Linked DNA regions of Homo sapiens: region 1 is linked to region 2. The links are chromatin contacts, found by Hi-C or POLR2A ChIA-PET in ENCODE. All regions are on one chromosome and are shown on one strand. Each heading gives the region's core, a stretch centred on a gene start or an enhancer-like site at or near the end of the contact. The rest is flanking DNA. Distances are from core to core; before and after follow the strand shown.

Region 1 (4,037 bases), core at 159-2,658, 240 kb before region 2:
CTTTAAAAACACAGATGATTCAGAGAAGCTGATCGCACCGAATTCAGCAACAGGCAGTACTCTCTCTCCCTACTCCTATCCGCCAAAGGCCTTGAACCAAGCCAAACAAATCTGCTGAAATGCCAGCCAGATTCCCCGTTATCTCCCCGCTCCCTCCCCCCAGGGAGGCCAGGAAGCACCACGGCCACCGGCCACGGGGCCGAACAGAGAAGAACCGCTGCGAAGCACAACAACGGTTTTTTAGAGGCAGGAGGGTTCCGAGCCGGGTTTTCAGCCACCACCCAGGACCCCTGGAGGACGAGCCCGGACGACCCCCACACACACTCGGAGCAGAGCCGCACGGTCCCCCGCGCTCCCGGGGCTCCGCACGCGGATTAGCGGCGAGGCGGCGGGCGGCCTCTCCCGGGAGCCCCGGACGAGGGCCGCGGCGGGGGCGGGCAGTGCCGGATGCCGGGCGCCCGAGGAACCCAGCGTGCCAAGGATGGATGCGGCGTCCCCTAAAGCCGCAGAGCGCTCGGCGCCTGCCACACAGCCCCACGGGCGGGGGGCCCCGGCGGGGACGGCCTAGCCGAGTGGCCGCAGGAGGGAACCCCGAGAAGGGGCCTAGGACGCTGCCGCTTCCCAGTGAGCGGGCGGGGGCGGCCGGCGCGGGTTGCCGTGGGCTCGTTGCTCGTGTCACCTCCGAAACCAGGAAAGCCCCGAAGAGAGGAGTGGGAGCACGCAGTGGGGGCGGGGAGCCTCACACCGAGAGGGTGGCGGCCCCCGGGGGACGAGACCCCGTGGAAGAGGAAGAGGGCGCGACCCCAGCATCTCCCCACCGGCTCGCGGGGAAGGAGCCACCCGCTCCCCGCCCCCACACTCACCATGTAGAGGGTGAAGGGCAGGCCCAGCAGAAAGAGCCACAGGTAGAGGTGCAGCGCGTTCACGAAGGTGGCCTGGTGCGGGTCGTAGTACCAGCCCCCGCTGAGCGCGGCCCACACCCCCTGTCGGAGGATCTGCAGCGTCTGCGACCCCATCCCCACCCGGCGCCGCCGCCGTCGCCGCCGCCGCCGCCGCCGTCCCCGCCCCGGCCCCAGCTCGGCCTCGGTCGCCGGAGCCTGCAGCTGCCCCGTCTATCCACCTCCGGAGCTCCGGGTGAGCGAGCCGGCGCTTCGGCGGTCGCTGGTGCTGCTGCAGGAGGAGGAGGAGGCAGCAAACGAGGAGGAGGAGACCCGAGAGGAGGAGGCGGCGAGCGGCGGGGCGGAGGACGGCGGAGAGGAGGAGACCGGCCTTCTGAGAGCCGCCGCCATCTTGTCTCCTAACACCCGGAGCCGCGGCCCGGCCCCCGCCACCCGCGGCCCGCCAGCGCCCCCACTGCCGCCGCCGCGACCCCCGCCGGCCGCCAGCCCTGGGCCAGGCAGAGAAAGAGGCCCGGCGCCAGGGAGCGACCGAGAGGAAGCCGCGCCCCCTCCAGCTCCTCCTCTCCGCTCCCTCCGCCCCCTGGGCCGGCTACGGTGCGCGCCGCGCCTGGTCCGCCGCGGGCGCCTCCTGCCGACGTCCGGGAGAAGCGCGCGTCAACGCGGCCGGGGTTCAGGGCCCCGGGGGCTGCGGAGGTGGCTGAGACGCGGCTGGCTGGTCCGGAGGACCCCATTCTGCCCCTGGTAGGCCCCCTGGCAAGTTCGCCTACGAGTCTCTAAACGGGGTCTTTCTGACTCCGAAACTAACAGATCTTGACTCCAGAAAAGCGTCCTGCCTGTCATTTATGATATTTGTGAAAGACCTAGGAACAACTGAAGCTAACACCTGAGATACTGAAGGCCTGGAAGAGTTAGGTACGGCTGATGACACTGTTGAAAAGTCATAAACGCACCCAAGTTGAGCAAGAACTGTGTTGGCCCGTGTGTGAGAAAAAATAGCCACGTCCAGACTGGGAGAATTTACTACTTCCAAAGACAAGTTAATAGAAGCGGCACAGGACATGGAAGTATGGAGTGGACAGGTTACCATTTGTACGCGGTGATTGTATTTTTAAATGTGCTGTAACTAGCAGCCATTTTTATTAATGGGCCAATCTAAACAGGGTTGAAAAAGATTAACCGTGACGCCACCCCAAATTACAATAGGGTCTTGTAGATCTCTTTTTATAGCTGTAAAAACGGAATCATTCTTGGCTCTGTGTAATGTTTATAAGGCGTGTCTGATCTCACTGAATAAAATTTTATAGAAAAGTTTGAAATTTGAGTTTATTGAAGTTTGGCTTTTATGGCAATAAAAGTACTGTGTATTCCCAGATTACAGTTGCTATAATTAATGAGGGAAACAAGAGCCAAAGGAAACTGGTGATATTTTAAGAAGAGTAATGAAAAACCGTTACAATACCTCCCAGTGCCATACCACTTTATAGTTGCTCAGACACTATCACACCCATTCCATTCAGACCTCAGGACAACCCTTTGAGGGCAGCATAGCAGCTATTGTTATTTTATGGATGAGAAAACCTGTAAACTCAAGTAAGTGATTGGCCAAATGCTTATGGCCACTTATTGCTCATAAGCAATAAGTGGTTGAGAACTCTAAAACCAGCAGTCATGCTAACTGCATGCACTGAACTTTGGAAGTTCATTTCTCAAGGCTCTCCACCTTATTATCCATTTCAGGTAAAAGTTTGAATTGATTAAGAACAGTTCAGCACCTTCTGGTTATCTGTGACCAGCTTAAATACATGACCAGTTTTCGTCAAAGTGCAAATTCTTAGGGCATCATTCTATAGACACTCTGTGGGGTGGTACCCAGCAATCTGTTTTAACAAGTCCTCCGGAGGATTCTAATGTAGCTTACCACTGTAGAACACCACACCATCCCTAGCCTTGATTTGTTTATGTCCTTATAACCACAAAGCCACTGAGTTCCAGTAAGATACCTTGAAATTGAGAGCTGTGAGTAAACACTGGACAAAATATACTTTAAAATATATTTGTATATCTAAAAGCAAAATTATGATTAAATAATGCAATTTTACAATTAAAATAGTGGCCTTGAAGCTGGTGTCATAGATACCAGCTATTGTCAAGTTTTCATTTGTTTCCCCTAAAGGAGACAGGAAAGCTCTCTGGGAAGGTTTTGGAAGTAATCCCAACCTTTCCAACACAAAGAAAGATGTAAACAAGGATAAAATTCCAATACCACATCAGTTTCCACAACAGCAAAGATCCGCTATGGTTTAATATAAAAGGATTAACTGTAATGAGGGTGAGGTGGATGGGGAGAAATGGAAACTAGAACCAGATACATCCGTGGAATCGGAGGCCAACCCAGCTGGCGTGATAAACGTTCAGCCAGAATGCAGTATCTGGAGGATATGGAACCGGCAGCAGGCCAGGAAGGCAGCCGGCATCAGGCCTGTTAAACAGAGAATGTGGGTGTTGTAAGCCAATGGACAGCTGGAACACATAGCCTTGGAAAATCCAGGAGTGGGCAAAAATTGGGAAATCACGGCAAGCCTTGAGAAAGTGTGTTGCTTATAGCAAGGCCCCAGCTTCAGTGCTGGGGTTTTCTAGGTCTGCCCTTTCGTTTCTACAGGGAATTGATGAAAACAAATAGAACTCAGATCCTTGAGCTACTGAGATACTCACTGGAGGCCCAAGTTTGAGGACCCAGCAGGACAAAACAAATATTCAAAGGCTGGATCTGGGGGGACAGAGTGAGACTTACAAACAAAGCAGGAGCCTAATACCTAGAACTAGGACCAAACTTCACACTGAGCATGGTTGCCTTATGTTGAAGTCCCAGAGTGTTAATATAAAGCTCTAGTTGCCCTCCAAAATGACTGGGATTGATCCCAGAACCTGAGGTGTGAGTCACATGGCAATAGCCATTGGGTGAAAAGGGGTTAGCAGGATTGGCAGGCCCAGAGAGTAGAAACAGCAGTTAGAGACTACATCTTTCAGCTCTGGACTGGTAGGAGCATTTTAGAAAAATACTAATTAACTGACTTAGGGAGTAGCAATTGAGAGTATCCAGTGAAAAAGCTGACCTTTCCAAATGACTGACTCAGTCAT
Region 2 (4,559 bases), core at 1,768-4,267:
TCCCAAAGTGCTGGAATTACAGGCATGAGCCACCACGCCCAGCGCCCCCATTTACTCTTGATCTCTTTATTCTGCTTTATTTTCTTCACAGCGTTTATTACTACTAAGTATTTCATTTGTTTACTATTTGTTTGCTTGTTTACTGGTTGACTTCTAGCCATCCCTTGGTAGAGAGCCCCTCCCTGGGTTCTGTCCCCTCTCCACACTTTTTTTTCCCACTTACAATAGACAGTGAGCCATTATAATATAAGCTCTTTGAAGGCAACAACTTTCTTTTGTTCACTACTATATACCTAGCAATATTGTACCCCCTCAATAAATATCTGTGGAATGAATGAATGAATGACTGGTGGATATGATCTAAGTGAATGCTATAGATAACACATGTCCTAAGGAATAGCATCTGACTGGAGAAGTCAGAGCATGCTTCCTGAAAGGTGCTGGGCTTAGCATCAAATTTGCCTGTTTGTATTCTGTGTCATCAACCAGATGTGAGCGCCTCATGGGTAGCGGCAGTGTCTTTTCATTGATTCCCTTGGTGCTTAGCACAAATCTTGGCACATAGTATGAATTCAATATATATATATTTGTTGAATAAGTGAAGAGAGCTGGATTCTGAGTTGAAAAAGATGAGGAATTCTATACTCTATTTGAAGAGAAGAGGGGCCTGTGCTCCCTGGAACTCAAACCCTAGGCAAATGCATGGGCTGTGTGCTCCTCTTAGGTCTTATCATATATATCTGATCCCTAATTTTGCCATCTCTGTCCCTGCCTGGCCCTCCTAGCCAAGAAAACTGCTGAAATGAGAAGGTCCCAGGAGCCACCAGAGCAGGGAGGAAGTAAGAAAACAGCTATTTCCGCCTTACCTGTTGGTTGTTGGGTCCTTGCTTCTTTCAGGTAGTAGAGTGCTTTGTCATAGTCCCCAAGGTGGTAGAAGGCCACACCAGACCGGTAAAGGGCCTTGAAGTTCTCCCCTTCCTTCTTCAAGACTTTGAGGCAATATTCCTTGACTCGTTCATAGTTTACCAGCTCAGCCTGGAGCAGGCAGGCTATGGAGGAAGGGAGGGAAAATGCCATCAGCACAACAGTGGCCAGCTCTGCATGTTTCCCTTGAGTTGCTTCTCTCCAGAGGTTTAGCAGGGTTGGGGTTTTCCACTGGGGTTTACATCTTGGGATTTGTCTTCCAATAATCCTAGCCTCCCTGACCAGTTTCATCACTAAAAAGCCATGTTAACAAGGCTTGAGCAAGTCACTTAACCTTGTATTATGGGTTGAATTATGCCCACCCTTCCACCACCAAAAGATATGTTGAAGTCCTAACCTGCAGTACACAAGAATGTGACCTTATTTGGAGACAGGATCTTTACAGAGGTGATCAAGTTGAGGTCATTACAGTAGGGCCTAATCCAGTGTGACTGGTATCCTTATAAAAAGGGGAAATATGTACACAAAGACAGACACACACAGAGGAAAGACGACATGATAAAACATGGGGAGAAGAGAGCCATCCATAAGCCAAGGAATGCCTGAGGCTACCAGAACCTCACAGAGAGGCATGGAACAGATTCTTCCTCACATCTTTCAGAATAACAACCCACCAGCACCTGGATCTTGGACTCCTAGCCCCTGGAACTGTGAGATCATACATTTCTATTATCTCAAGTCACCCAGTTTGTGGGACTTTGTTGTAGGCAGCCTTAGGAATAAGCTACCAGAGGCAATCATCATCTCTTCATCATCATCTTCATCATCATCATCACCATCATGGCCAATATTTGTTGAGTGCTTACCTTGTACAGATGCTGGTCTCATTGTTTTACATGTATTACTGATATAATCCTCAGAATACTCCAATGTGGGTACTATTACTGTTTCAATTTTATAGGTGAGGAAGCTGAGGCCCAGAGAGCTGAAGAAATTTCCCAAGTCCACACAACGTGAAAGAGACAAAGATGGGATTTAAGCTGAAGCTGTCTGGCTCCAGAATCCAAGTCCTTCCTAATCTAGTTGTTGGAGGGATTATATAAAATAATGGCCATAAAGTACTTAATGTGGGCTTGGCACATAGCAAGCATGAAAAAAATGTTAGTTAACATTCTTAGAATTCTTTTTAGTCTTGTACCAGTAACATCTGCCTCTGACTTCCCTCAAGTTCCCTTTCATGTATATTTGTCTCTGCAGTTCCTGAGAGAGGGGGCTTTCTGGTAGGCTAGTGACCAGCTCATACAAGCCACATGTCTGGACATGAGAGACCTAGGTGTCCCAGGCAAGAGGAAGCTATGGCAGGCAGGTCTCATGGTGGAGAGCTTCCCCATCCCACAAACAGCCATCTTTGAGTAAACCATGTCCCTTTGAGCTTTCCCTTACCAGCCCTGAGCCACAGGGAGCCACAGGGCTGGGACTAGAGTGATGACACGCCTGGAGGATGACTAAATGGCCTTGAAGAATGATTGAAATTTCGTGCCCTAGGCACCTCCCTCTAATCCCAACCCTGCTGAGCCACCTCGCCTCCATTTAACCACTCAAATATCTAGTAGGCATTGACCAACGGCAAAGTATGTTGCATACTTCGGAGGGAGTACAAAAAAAGAGACAGGAAAAAGGCACCTGTCTGCTTCTTCAAAGCAAATAAAAACAGAGACTTAGGAGGCAAAACTGGTGCTTCTGTTCACAACCCGGCTGGGTGGCTGGGGGAGAATGCTGATGCTCTGTTCCTTCTTTGTGCCCAGACTTTTCCACACTGACAGAAGACACCTCAGGATAGAGACAAGTCACTGATTTCAATCTTCAGGGGTCTAACGTCAGTCATTCTGACCCCTTAAATAACTTCCCAGGTATCAGAATTGCTGAGATTTTTTAAGAGACCAGATTTTTTTTGAGCATTTAGGACCAAAAAACTCCATTCTTTCACAGAATGAGGAGAAATACACAGACTGTCAAGATGAAGGTATGAGAACCAGGAAGTGAAAGAGAATCAGCCCAGATCTAGAAACTGACCTGTCAGGTTTCACTGGCTGCAGGGCAGAAAGCCAAGTCAACAGAAGCAACAGGCTGCTAACCCCCGAGGGCAGCTCTTGTTCACCCAGGACTACAATCTTCTGGTGCACCAGGGGGTCCTTCTGATAAGCTGATGCTACAAGCCCCCCTCCCCTCTCCTCCCTCTCTCTCCATGGTGGGATCTTAGGCCCTTCTGTCCCCTTCCTCACCTGCATGTTGTCGGAGCCTGTGCTGGTGCTTATACAGCTGTACAGAGAGAGAGAGGGGTTTCTGTAAAAAGGTTCCTGGATGTGAACCTCACTGACTGCTACCTGTGTGTGACTTGGCTCCAGCACCTGCTCCCAGAGCTAAAAGCTGTCCTGTCCACAGCTTCCACGCTCCCTGCCTGAAGTCCTCTCTGACCGGGCCTAGCAGCCCTCTTCCCGTCCAGCCCTCCCTCTTTGAACAGACACTTCTGTTTGCTGACCCTGGCAGTCTAGGAAAAGGACCATTTAACAAATAAAAATAAAAATAAAATAAAATAACAGTTTTTGAATGCATAAAATGGTGGTGACAGGGGCAGGGGAAGCAAAGAGGCCTGGAAATGGGGAAGCCTCCCCCTTCCCACAAAGGGTTAAAGGAACCACAGCAATCAATTTCTGGCACTTATTTGGTAAAAATATTTCTAGTTCCCCTGCAGATCCGGTGGGAACTGGCATACCTGGCTGTGGACCAGGGTTCAGACTTTGGGGGAGGCAAGGGAGGCAGGGCTAGGCTGGTTATAGGGTGTGGAGCCTCAGCTGACACCACAGACAGGGCCCAGAAAGATGGAGAAATAGCTGGGCCAAGAGGTAGAATCTGGATAAGAAGTTGGGGTGCTAGGCCAGGACTCTTTTTTTTTTTTTTTTTAAATGGAGTCACGCTCTATTGCCTAGGCTGGAGTGCAGTGGTGCGATCTCGGCTCACTGCAACCTCTGCCTCCTGGGTTCAAGCAATTCTCCCGTCTCAGCCTCCCAAGTAGCTGGGACTACTACAGATGCCCGCCACCATGCCTAGCTAATTTTTGTAGTTTTAATAGAGACGGGGTTTCACCATATTGGTCAGGCTGGTCTCGAACTCCTGACCTCTGGTGATCTGCCTGCCTCAGCCTCCCAAAGTGCTGGGATTACAGGAGTGAGCCACTACACCCGGCCCAGGCCAGGACTCTTAAGGGAATCCAGGGGTGGAGGGGGTGACAGCCAGGCTGGAGGCTGGCCTCAGCGCTACCTGCAGGTGATTTTTAGGCACCTCTCTGCTTTGGGTGGGTGGCTACTGGTACATCTAGTAAGCCCATGGGATAGGTAAGATGGGATGACAGCAGGCACGTGTGAGGGCTGAGGAAGTTAAGACGACGTGGACTGGCTGCCTCCTGATTGCTCCTTCCCCATCCCTGTAGCCATTAGCCAGGACCTGGGGTTGCAGTGGACCTCAGGATAAGTGGCATCGCCCCACAGTGTGTCCTCCTCATGGTTATTAATCCCTTCTCTGGTGTCAGAGGTGCTAAATACTTCACATACACTATGTCTTTTAATCCTCACATCAAC

What was found. A loop is a pair of places that touch in the nucleus more often than their neighbours do. ChIA-PET counts read pairs that join two places held with the same protein, here RNA polymerase II (POLR2A). Pooled maps may share reads with other maps.
Region 1: a map with no recorded cell type shows a loop between it and region 2 (14-fold over the local background). The contact joins the promoter of PCNX1 here to the enhancer-like site in region 2. A Hi-C loop is called at or near these places in 4 of 168 maps with a recorded cell type or tissue (B cell, CD8-positive, alpha-beta T cell and naive thymus-derived CD4-positive, alpha-beta T cell), 7 of 37 single-sample maps with no recorded cell type and 9 of 50 pooled maps. POLR2A ChIA-PET finds 5 or more read pairs at or near these places in 3 of 52 experiments (GM12878, OCI-LY7 and activated CD4-positive, alpha-beta T cell).

Annotation. Positions count from the first base shown.
Region 1 is chr14:70,904,830-70,908,866 of GRCh38, reverse strand. PCNX1 (pecanex 1) reads right to left here and starts at 1,408. Exons shown (of 36, transcript NM_014982.3): 1 at 864-1,408. The coding sequence starts at 1,016. RefSeq lists silencers at 256-595, 756-1,095, 1,316-1,505.
Region 2 is chr14:70,664,054-70,668,612 of GRCh38, reverse strand. It overlaps TTC9 (tetratricopeptide repeat domain 9), which reads right to left. Exons shown (of 3, transcript NM_015351.2): 2 at 867-1,049. Among named protein-coding and RNA genes, the nearest start is that of TTC9, 24 kb to the right of the region's middle. RefSeq lists enhancers at 1,229-1,729, 1,730-2,230, 2,728-2,887. Within about 2 kb of position 3,017, at least 19 of the 41 ENCODE cell types and tissues checked have a DNase peak (open chromatin) inside an H3K27ac peak, as active enhancers do; they include B cell, GM12878 and OCI-LY7, where a contact is called at or near this core.